Linked DNA regions of Homo sapiens: all the other regions are linked to region 1. The links are chromatin contacts, found by Hi-C or POLR2A ChIA-PET in ENCODE. All regions are on one chromosome and are shown on one strand. The core of a region is the stretch at or near the end of the contact, and the rest is flanking DNA. Distances in the headings are between cores, read along the strand shown. Region 1 holds the start of WSB2 (WD repeat and SOCS box containing 2). Region 2 holds the start of MMAB (metabolism of cobalamin associated B). Region 3 holds the start of BRI3BP (BRI3 binding protein).

What was found. A loop is a pair of places that touch in the nucleus more often than their neighbours do. ChIA-PET counts read pairs that join two places held with the same protein, here RNA polymerase II (POLR2A). Pooled maps may share reads with other maps.
Region 2: a map of CD8-positive, alpha-beta T cell shows a loop between it and region 1 (8-fold over the local background). The contact joins the promoter of MMAB here to the promoter of WSB2 in region 1. A Hi-C loop is called at or near these places in 1 of 168 maps with a recorded cell type or tissue (CD8-positive, alpha-beta T cell) and 6 of 50 pooled maps. POLR2A ChIA-PET finds 5 or more read pairs at or near these places in 1 of 52 experiments (A673).
Region 3: a loop to region 1 is called in a pooled map, with 9 times the contacts of the local background. The contact joins the promoter of BRI3BP here to the promoter of WSB2 in region 1. A Hi-C loop is called at or near these places in 3 of 50 pooled maps.

What each region holds. Positions count from the first base shown.
Region 1 is chr12:118,059,262-118,063,070 of GRCh38, reverse strand. WSB2 (WD repeat and SOCS box containing 2) reads left to right here and starts at 1,892. Exons shown (of 9, transcript NM_018639.5): 1 at 1,892-2,035. The coding sequence starts at 2,023. LOC124903030 (a long non-coding RNA gene) reads right to left here and starts at 1,611. Exons shown (of 2, transcript XR_007063479.1): 1 at 1,391-1,611. RefSeq lists a silencer at 2,433-2,482.
Region 2 is chr12:109,572,254-109,574,753 of GRCh38, reverse strand. It overlaps MMAB (metabolism of cobalamin associated B), which reads left to right and starts at 1,250. Exons shown (of 9, transcript NM_052845.4): 1 at 1,250-1,407. The coding sequence starts at 1,274. MVK (mevalonate kinase) reads right to left here and starts at 960. Exons shown (of 11, transcript NM_000431.4): 1 at 881-960. RefSeq lists silencers at 720-949, 970-1,099 and enhancers at 859-1,358, 1,359-1,860.
Region 3 is chr12:124,991,584-124,995,392 of GRCh38, reverse strand. It overlaps BRI3BP (BRI3 binding protein), which reads right to left and starts at 1,748. Exons shown (of 3, transcript NM_080626.6): 1 at 1,390-1,748. The coding sequence starts at 1,602. RefSeq lists enhancers at 869-958, 2,678-3,178 and silencers at 1,049-1,108, 1,119-1,368, 1,379-1,428, 1,529-1,578, 1,599-1,918.

The sequences.
Region 1 (3,809 bases), core at 643-3,142:
AAAAATGGAGACTCAGAAAATTAGAGAAGAGAAAAATGGGAGGGGGGAGCCTGGACAATAAAACGGGGGTCCTCAGGAGGCAGGAAATTAGCGATTAAATGGGAGCAGAGGTGGAGGAGGCCGACACTGGTGCCAGAGATAAAAGTGGAGTCCCAAAAAAAGGGGTGCGCTGGGCCGTTTTTAAAATTGGGAAACATAAAAAATACCCAGTGGAAAATGAAGAGAGAGAACGGGGCATGCTAAAGTTAACATGGGCGGCGAGAAAGGGACAGGTAGCCAGCGGAAAAGGGGGAGACTGAGAAACCGGCAGGTTCAAAGAAAAGAAAAAAAAAAACCGGCCAAGCGGGGTGAACAGGAGTGTAACCCAGGAGGCCAAACGGGACACAGGAAGGACGTACCCAGGGCTCATAAAACAGGGGCCTGGGTAAAAAAACCCGAAACATTAAAACGGAGAGACCATGGTGAAAAAGAACACGGGAACCTCAGTTACCGTAGAAAACATAGGTTGCGTTAGGAAGCAAAGAAATTTAAAATGGAACCACTGCGATCCGGAGCTCTGGGACCAGTGACCGGCAAATGGAGAGGGCACTTGGAGGGAAGCGAAGAAAGGCGGGGAGAAAGGAATGAGAGGCGGGAGAGTGACTTGAATGAAGCTGACACCAAGAACCGCGGGAAGAGCTTGGGCCCAAAGCAGGAAAGGGAAGCGCTCGAGTTGGGGGTAAGGGGAGGCATTTTGGGGACAATGAGCTGAGCTCAGTAAGAAATCCCCAAGCCACTGATACTACTGGGGACCGGACAACTAAGAAATGGGGTCTTTCAGGCATGAAAAGCCTCCATGATGACTCCTGCCCTGGCCCTGGAATGTTAAAAAGGGGGCGTCTGACCCAAGCGAGCCATTTCTTGAGGCTATGCGGGTAGACAGGGAGAGCAGGTTTCTCAGGGGGACGGGGACAGGCGAGGCTGTCGCCGTAGGTAGGTAAGGGGACAGTCTTCTTCCGAATCGCTCCTGCCCCGTTTTTTATCTCGTTCCCACCCCCACTCCGGTTTTCACCCTGCCCTCCTCTCCCCACCGCCCCGTGTTCTCCTCACTTCCCTCTCCCATTACCGGAGCCATTGAGTAGCCCCCCTTGTTTTACCCTAGCCTTGACCCTCGCCGCACCCCCCAATTCTTACGTCCTCCCCAGCACCCGGTTATTACACCTTCCTTCCACCCCCTCCCCATTTTCCCCTAAGCCCAGCTCTCCCCAGGTTTCTTCTCGGCCAGTATTCCCTCCAACCTATTTCTCCCGCCCCCATTTTTACCCGTTTCCCCCCTCATCGGCCTTCGCATGGCTCCATTTTCACCTGCCCCTCCCCTCGATTTCGCTTCAGCCCCTTTGGTTCCCCTTACCCCCACAGCCCTCGGTCTCCCTCTCTCCGTTCTCCCCGGATCGCCGCTTCCCCTGCTTGGTTTTTCTCTCAGCCCGGCTCTACCACTCTCCAACACCCCCTTTTCCCCTGAGCCCGGCTTCCCCTACTCCGGTTTCTATCGCTCCCCTTTTCCCGGTTTCCCTCAGCTCTGTTCACCTCCCTCCCTTCCCCGTTTTTATCCGGCGCTGGTTCCCCTCAGGACCCCGCACAACCCCTGGGTTTTATCCCGTTCGCGCCCCACCCCGTTTCCGCTCAGCTCCCCCCACCCCTGCCCCATTTTTATCTGGTTCGCGCGTCTTCCCCGCCCCCGTTTCCCCTGAGCAACCCCTCAGCTTTTATCCCGTCAGCGTACCGCCTCCCCGATTTTCCATCTTTTCCCTCAGCTGCCCCCCACCGTTTTTATCCCGTCCGCACCCCCCCTCCGTTTCCCCTGCGCCCCGCCCCCGCGCGTCTCCGCCCGCGCCCACCGCCATGTGACGGGAAGCAGCTGATGGCCTCTCCGGGCGGCGGCGGCGGCCTGGCCGGGGCGGGCGGCGCGGGGGCGGCATGAGGGCCCGCGGCCCGGGGGGCTGAGGCGCCCGCCGCCTGCCGCGGGGGCCGCTCGCGTCCTCCATGGAGGCCGGAGGTGAGTGGGGCCGGGCGCGCCCGTTCCCGCCCGGCGGGGCCCTGGCCCGTTCTCCCCGGGGAGGGGGGAGGCGACCCCGGGGCGGGCTGGGCGGGGTGGGGCGGGGGCTGGACGCGGCGGGGGCGTCCGGCCTGGGAGGTCCGCGCGGGGCCGGCGGGGGTGCGCGCCCGGCGACCAGCTTTGTTTCACTTTCGTTGTCAGTGGCCGCCACCCTGACTCCCGCCGGCGACAGGATCGGGAAGATCGGGCTTCTGCGGGAGGAGATCCCCCGACCGGGACAGAGGGGGCTCCCGGGTGGGACTCGGGGCGGGGGGCACCAAGCCCTAAAACGGAGATCCCCAAGGGGGTGGGTGCCCCTGGGTACCCAGGTGCCAGGGGACGCACTTGCATGTCTGGATGGGAGTCACCTCTGTCCCTCACAAGCTGTGTGATCGTGACAGTGGACAAGCCACTGAACCACCGCCACCCACGTCTCAGTTTTGATCTGCAAAATGGGATAATCCTAGTACCTTCCTCGGAGGGTGGCTGGGACCCGGTAAAAATGGGGTCTGGGGTCTGGGTTCCCTATTGAAACAATCTATTCCCAGCCTCTCCCACTGGAGATTAAGTCAGTGGAGGTGGGGCGGGACTGGAGACGCTGATCCCTGGTGACATGTATGATCAGGCAAATTTAGGATACACTGATGGGTGGGGACCTTGCCTCTATTCTTGTTAACTGCCATCCCCATCAGAAGACAGCGTGGAAGTCAGAGGATATTGGATATACCTCAAGCCAGCCCAGATGAACATAAAATCTCAGTGGGAAAGGTGTGTCTCTTATGCAAGGGGAAAAAAACCCCAAGACGCATGCACGCCTTGGCCCTCTCCCCTCCAACGACCTTCCCTCGGAACCCCACTTGGGATAGATTTAGAATTGATTCCGGGAGTCCCAGGTCTTGAAGGACCCGAGTTTAAATGTAATTTCCTTAGGAGAAATTTTCAGAGCAGGTTCAAGGCCTAGGGCTCAGAATTTGTTCCAGAACTTCATGGTAATCTTGCAGCCAAGTTCAAGCTTCATCCTGGTCTGGAGGGTTCTGATTGCTGATGGCTTGTTACTGTGGGTGGGAAGGTTGAAATCTGGGTATTCCCTGGGGTGGTGTTACTTTTTAATTTAGGAAATGACATTTCTTTGTTTGCTGAAGTCAGGCATTGAGTTAAAGGCAGCTCTCTCTCCTTCCCATCTAGATAAGGGCTTTCTTTTCAGTGAGTGTTACCCGTAGAATTCTTTTTAAAAGGGCCCCTACTGTTTGTGTAGATCCTATGTGAATCTTTTTATAGCTTCCGTTTGATTTCCATTGCCTCCTTACAGTTCAATCTGAAAGCAATCTGTAGCTAGCCTGCCTTTTTAACAGAAATCTGTTTCCAGTTCTGGGGTTTTCCTAAAGATTGACAACTTCGTTTTGAGGGTGTGGGCAGGGTTGTTGAGAGCTGCCAAGTTACTGTACAAAAAAGGCCAGAGTTTTAACTTATTTTCAAATGGAATAAAGCCCATTGTAAAGGAAATACAATGGGCAACAGTTGAAATCTTCAGAGCAATGGTTAGACTTCACTTATTCATTCAGCAAATATTTGTTGAACGTCTACTATGTGCCAGGCACCCTCTAGGCCAGCCCCGACCAACAGAAGTCTAATGTGAGCCACGTATGTAATTTAAAATGTTCAAGTAGCCACATTAAAAAAAAGAAAAAAGAACTAGGTGACAATTTAAAAACTCTTTCAATACAACATGTCTAAA
Region 2 (2,500 bases), core at 1-2,500, 8.5 Mb after region 1:
GAAGAGATCTTAGAACACCTAGTTCAAGCCCATCATAATAACAAAAAAGGTAGTTACCGTCCAGCACTTGCTACGTACCAGAAAGGCAATGCAGGAGTCAACTGGACACATCCAACAGATCTGGGTTCAAATGCCAGCTCTTCCACTCCCCAGTGATGTCATCTTAGTTAACTCACTTAAATGGCTAAGAACCTCGGTTTCCCCACACGTTATATGGAGAGAAAATAACCGTACCTACCTCGGTGGATGTTAGGAAGGTTAAATTAACGCAAGGGAAACACTTGGCGGTGTCTGGCACCTACTAATCATTCAATTACTGAGAGCTACTTATTACTGGCTCTGTTCTTCGTTTCAGCTTTTACAACTACTACTATTAAAGGTAGAAATTACATGAAATCATGGAGCAGAAAGAACTCTTTGCTGGACATTTAGGCTGTTTCCAATGTGTCACAATTATAAACAAGGCTGCAGAAAACACCCAGTACGCCTCGTTTTGCACACTTAAATGAGTATTTCTGCAGGACAGAGTCCTAGAAAGGAGCTTGCAGGGTCTATAGGTGTGTGCAATTTACACTTTTATACATAACGCAAAATTATCCTCCGCTTAAGGCTTTACGTAGATTACCTTACGCTAAGATTCAGGTGTACTATGAGCTAAGTACTATCGTGATCCCCATTTCTTAGAAAAACTGAGGCTCAGAGCGGGGAATCCCCTTGCTTGTCAAGCTCAAAATCACGACTGTCAGATTGAGGTCGCCGATCCCTCGGGGCAAGACTCTCAGAGCTGGGTAAACTGAGCCACAGAAGCTGGACGCCTGGCTCAGCGTCGTCCTGGGTCTAGGACCTCGCGCCGCCCGGCCGCCCGACCCCGGCCTCTCACCTGCCGCCGCCGCCGCCTCCCCGGCCGCCGCCCCTCCGCGCCGAAGCCGGAGCAGCTCCCCAACTCCCACAACCCAGAGCGCCCGTGCCTCAAGGGGAGGAGGCGTTGTACTTCAGGCCAGCCAATCAGAGCGCGCGAGCCCGGAGTACCTTTACCAATAGGCTTGAACATTGGTCAATAGGTGTTGCAGCCAAGCCGACACGGGTTTTCCCGCCCCGCTCCTTCCGTTAAACCAATGGGAAACAAGTCCCTGGGAGTGTCCCGCCCTGGGGTGAGAACTGCGAACCAATAAAAATTGAAACCTGAGCGGTGGCGCGGCCAGCTGTGGGTGGAGTCACCCCGCGGACTGGACGGGAACCTGGCGGGGTCAGGTCCCGTCAAGCAGCCTGGCTCATGGCTGTGTGCGGCCTGGGGAGCCGTCTTGGCCTGGGGAGCCGTCTTGGCCTGCGCGGGTGCTTCGGCGCCGCCAGGCTCCTGTATCCCCGTTTCCAGAGCCGCGGCCCTCAGGGCGTGGAAGACGGGGACAGGTGAGTGGCTGGCGGGAAGGGCAACTCGAACACCTGCCGTGAATCGTGGTGTCGTCGCCATGGGTACGTCACACCGCCGTGAGGTCACCGCGGCAACCGTCAGGTGACGTCTCCACGCTGTTCTGACGTCACCATGGCAACGTGGGCCACGTGGGCGCCAGAGACCAGGTAGTCTTTGCCTAAGTCCCAATGAAGTCCCGCTATCATCGGGCAGGGCAGGGCATATCCCATGTGGGCCAGGAGGGCTCTCGACTCAGATTGTGACCAATCTCCAAAGCAGTTTATTCCCCAGGTCCCAGATACACCAGCACCTTCTAAAGATGGCTTTCCTCATATTCCTTGAAACTTGCACCTCAACCCAGACCTCAGAACCTCTAGAGTACCGTGGATTAATAATGGATTAATTTAGTTCACAGATCCAGGAAATTAACCTTCGAATGGGCTTGTAATGTCACATTTTAATTTTGAGCTATGTCCTTGAGTTGTTTACATTGTTTTTTGAAAATGCCACTTTTTGAGCTGTATTTTGGCAATTCTTCATCTCTGAGTACACTCGAAGCCTCATACTATGGAAGTGGCTCAGGTTTCTTTTCCTGCAAGAGGCCCTGAGTTGGTGGAGTATAAGATAAAAATTTGGGTAGGATAGAGTTAAGAGTCCTAGCTACTTGGGAGGCTGAGGCAGAGGATCACTTGAGCTCAGGAGTTCAAGGCTGCAGTGAGCTATGATCATGCCACTGCACTGCATTCCAGCTTAGGCAACAGAGCAAGACCCTGTCTGTGAACAAAATAATCATAGGCCAGATACGGTGGCTCACGCCTGTAATCACAACACTTTGGGAGTTTGAGGCAGGAGTATTGCTTGAGCTCAGGAGTTCAAAACCAGCCTGAGCAACATGGTGAAACCCGTCTCTACCAAAAAAAAAAAAAAAAAAAAATTAGCTGGGTGTGGTGGTATACACCCGTGCTCCCAGCTGCTCGGGAGGCTGAGGTGGGAGGATTGTTTGAGCCTGGGAGGCAGAGGTTGCAGTGAGCCTAGATCGTGCAACTGCATTTCAGCCTGGGTGACAGAGTGAGACCCCATCTCAAAATAATA
Region 3 (3,809 bases), core at 499-2,998, 6.9 Mb before region 1:
TTTCTGCCTTCAAATAGCTCCGAAACGGCATCAAGAGGAAGTAAGTGAGACTCCCTGCACTCACACCCCTGATCCTTTCCCGCGCCAGACTCCAGGGCAACCTTTTCACATTCAGGCGTTCAGCCCTGCTTCCTTGCCCCTCTTTGGCCACCTACAAAGCGTTCTCTCCCCTACATGTATGAAGACACAGACCCACCTGTGCAAGAGGTGCCCCTGCCCACAGGAGAGGGAGGTCAAAACTTACTGTTTTCCTAACAAATTAACCTTTCATGTTATCCAGTAAGAACATGCAGTCAATCTGATTTCGGCCTTCATATTCCCTTCTATTCCCCACTCCCTCTCAATGAGCAGAAAACTTTAACTTTTTAGCCATGATTCTGGGCCAGGAAGGTACCAACTAGTCATAATTACAACCTCGCAATGAAGGGGAATGATTACTATCCCCATTTAACAAATAAAGAAACAAGCTCAAAGAAGTGAAGTCACTTCCCCAAAGTCATCCAACTGGTAGAGCTCCAACTTGAACCCAAACTTCTCTGACTCCAAAACCCCAGGAAGGCTGGCGGCAAGCAAGAGCCCCCTCCTCCCCAGGGAACAGCAAAGGAACCGCAATACCACACACAACTGTCCCCAGTAACTTCCTCCTTCTCAAGAGCTAGTCGGCGGACTTCGGCCCGGAATGGCACCCCTATCGCACCTAGCTCCAGAGAGCAGGAATTGGGGAAAACCCCCTGCGATCCTCCTGGGACTCAACACCCTTCCCAGGAGGCTGCAGGATCCGGGACCTCCCCAAACTAAACAAAAGGCTCCACGCGAAAGGCCCCGCACACAGTAGGTGCTCGGTTTCCCAAAGCCACCGAGCAAATCGCATTGCTCCCTTCTTTTCCTGTAAAGTAAAAACAACTCCAAGTATCTTCAAAGCAGGAGGAGGAGTGGGGCAGAAGGTCCCAGGGGAAGTGGGTCGGGATGCGAGGCTAGGACAAACCCGGGGTAGCTGGGGAGGGCGCAGCCGCGTGGGGACCGAGAGCGCCAGTGTGCTGCCTGGCTCACAGTAGGAGCCATTCAAACGCGGTGAATGAATGAATGAGACGCGCGGCAGGCGTCAGCGCAGCCGGGAGAGACTCTGGCTGCGCCGACCGCGGAGGCAAGGTCCAAGGAGAAGCGCGGCGCAGAGGAGAGGGCGCCCCGAGGCCCGGCCGCCCAGACCCGCACTGGTCAGGCCCGGCGGGGGCCGCAGGCGGCAGGCCCCGAGGCGCAGGCCGGACCCCCTCTTCCCGCGCGCTGGCCGGGCGGGCAGCCCCGGAGGCCGCGCTCCTCCCAGGTCGGCCCCGGTAGCCAGGTGCGTGGCGACCGGGGCAAGGTGACCGCGGGCGCGGGCCCGGCGCCCACCTTCTGAGCGGCGCGCACGTTGTCCTCGCCGAACAGGCTGCTGACGCTCTGGGAGAAGGTGTTGACCGTGCGGCGGTAGCTGTTCTTCTCCGCGCCGCCGCGGCCCCGCGCCCCCTGCGCGCCCGGGGCCAGCAGCCCGAGCAGCAGCAGCAGCAGCAGCAGCAGCAGGAGCCCGGCCCGGGCCAGGGGCCCGCCTGAGGCGCGCGCGCCCATGCTCGGCCGGCGGGGCGCGGGGTCGCGATGCGGGGTGAGGGCCGTGCGCTGGGCCGCAGCGGGCTCCGGCTAGGGCAAGGTTGGCGCGCTCGGGGGCCGCGCGCCGCGCCTTTACCCACAGCCGCCGCCGCCGCTGCTGCGCCACCTGCCCCGCCCCGCGCGCAAAGGCGCACGGCCCAGCCCACGCCGCGCCCCGCCCCCGGCGCGGGACCAACGCGACCCGGCCCCGGGGCCCCGCGCCCGCCTCCCGGAAGCCTGCCCCGACCCGGTGCGGCTTCTCATCATTTAAAAAAAAATTCTCTTTTTTAACTTATCCGTGGAAAAGCAACCCGTGCCTGTAAAACTTGCAACAGCTTCAACCAGGAAAGTGACTGCAACTGATTGAAAAACATGAAATAGACATATATGTAATCTCCCTGAATGTATTATAATGGTACCCCAAAATTCGCCCTCGTGGGCATCAGCTCATTCATCCTGAAAATTTTAAATAACAAGAAAGCATCAGGCATCCTCCTGCCCTTCCTGAATGAACTGTATTTCAGAGCCCCAAAATAGTTGGGGAGGGACTTTCTTTTACAAAGTCCAGCTAATACATGAGGATGAATGAGAGAATCCGAAAATTATTTGGCACCCCTCAATAGAATGATGGATTCACGCGATGATCATCAGAAATGGGTACAACCAAGAGGGGAGGGTTTGGCGGGGAACTTGAAAATGGAGGGGCTAAGCCGCGAAGTCCCGGTCCCGCCAATCGATCTTAGTGCCAGGAAGTACCAGCGCCACCTGCGATGGATTCTTGCCAAGACAAGTTGAGCATGAACCTGATGGGGCCTCTAGATCAAACCTACAGTTTACAGGAAATATGGCAGATAAGGAAAACTTAGAAGCAGCAGAAGCAACCAACCAACTCCAGCATGTGGGGCATTCTACCAAACAAACGACCCAGTTTGTTCAATAAATAATTGGTATAAAAGGTGAGCGAAGAGGAGGATAATTGGTTTTAAAGACTTAAGAGCCATAATAACCCATGCAATGCAAGGACCCTGTTTGCATCCTAAATCAAACAAATCAAGTCTAACCAACATTTTTTTTAGACAACCAAGAAAATAAAACTCAATTTTTGCCAATCCAAAGAATACAAAATGCTCTTATTTTTGAATTTACATTTTCTGGATTCCTAGTAAGATTTTCATAGATTTATTGGCCATTTGAATTACTTCTCTGTGAATTACCTATTCATATCCTTTGCACATTTTTTCCTGTATTGTTTATCTTTTTAAAAACTTTTTTGTAGGTCGGGTGCGGTGGTTAACGCCTGTGATTCCAGCACTTTGGGAGGCTGAGGCGGGTGACCTGAGGTCGGGAGTTCGAGACCAGCTTGACCAACATGGAGAAATCCCTCCGTCTCTACTAAAAATACAAAATGAGGCCAGGCGCCGTGGCTCACGCCTGTAATCCCAGCACTTTGGGAGGCCGAGGCGGGCGGATCACAAGGTCAGCAATTTGGGAGGCCGAGGCGGGCGGATCACGAGGTCAGGAGATCGAGACCATCCTGGCTAACACAGTGAAACCCCGTCTCTACTAAAAATACAATAGCCGGGCGTGGCGGCGGGCGCCGTAGTCCCAGCTACTCAGAGCCTGAGGCAGAAGAATGGCGTGAACCCGGGAGGCGGAAGTTGCAGTGAGCCGAGATCGTGCCACTGCACTCCAGCCTGGGCGACAGAGCGAGACTCCGTCTCAAAAAAAAAAAAAAAAAAAAAAAAAAATCCAAAATGAGCCAGTTATGGTGGTGCCTGCTTGTGATCCCAGCTACTCGGGAGGCTGAGGCAGGACAACCGCCTAAACCTGGGAGGCGGAGGTTGCAGTGAGCCGAGACTAAGCCACTGCACTCCAGCCTGGGCAACAAGAGTGAAACTCCGTCCCAAAAACAAAACAAAACAAAACAAAAACCTTTTTTTACGCCAGGTGTAGTGGCACAAGCTTGTTTTGGGAGGCCAAGGCAGGAGGATTGCTTGAACACAGGAGTTCGAGGCCAGCCTGGCCAACATAGTGAAACCTATCTCTATAAAAAATGATAATAATAATAATAATAATAAACTTTTTAATTAAGGTATAACATACAGAAAAATACACAATCATATAAATTTTTATGAATTTTCACAAACTGAATACCCAAGGTAACCAGCACCCAAATCAAGAAACGAAAC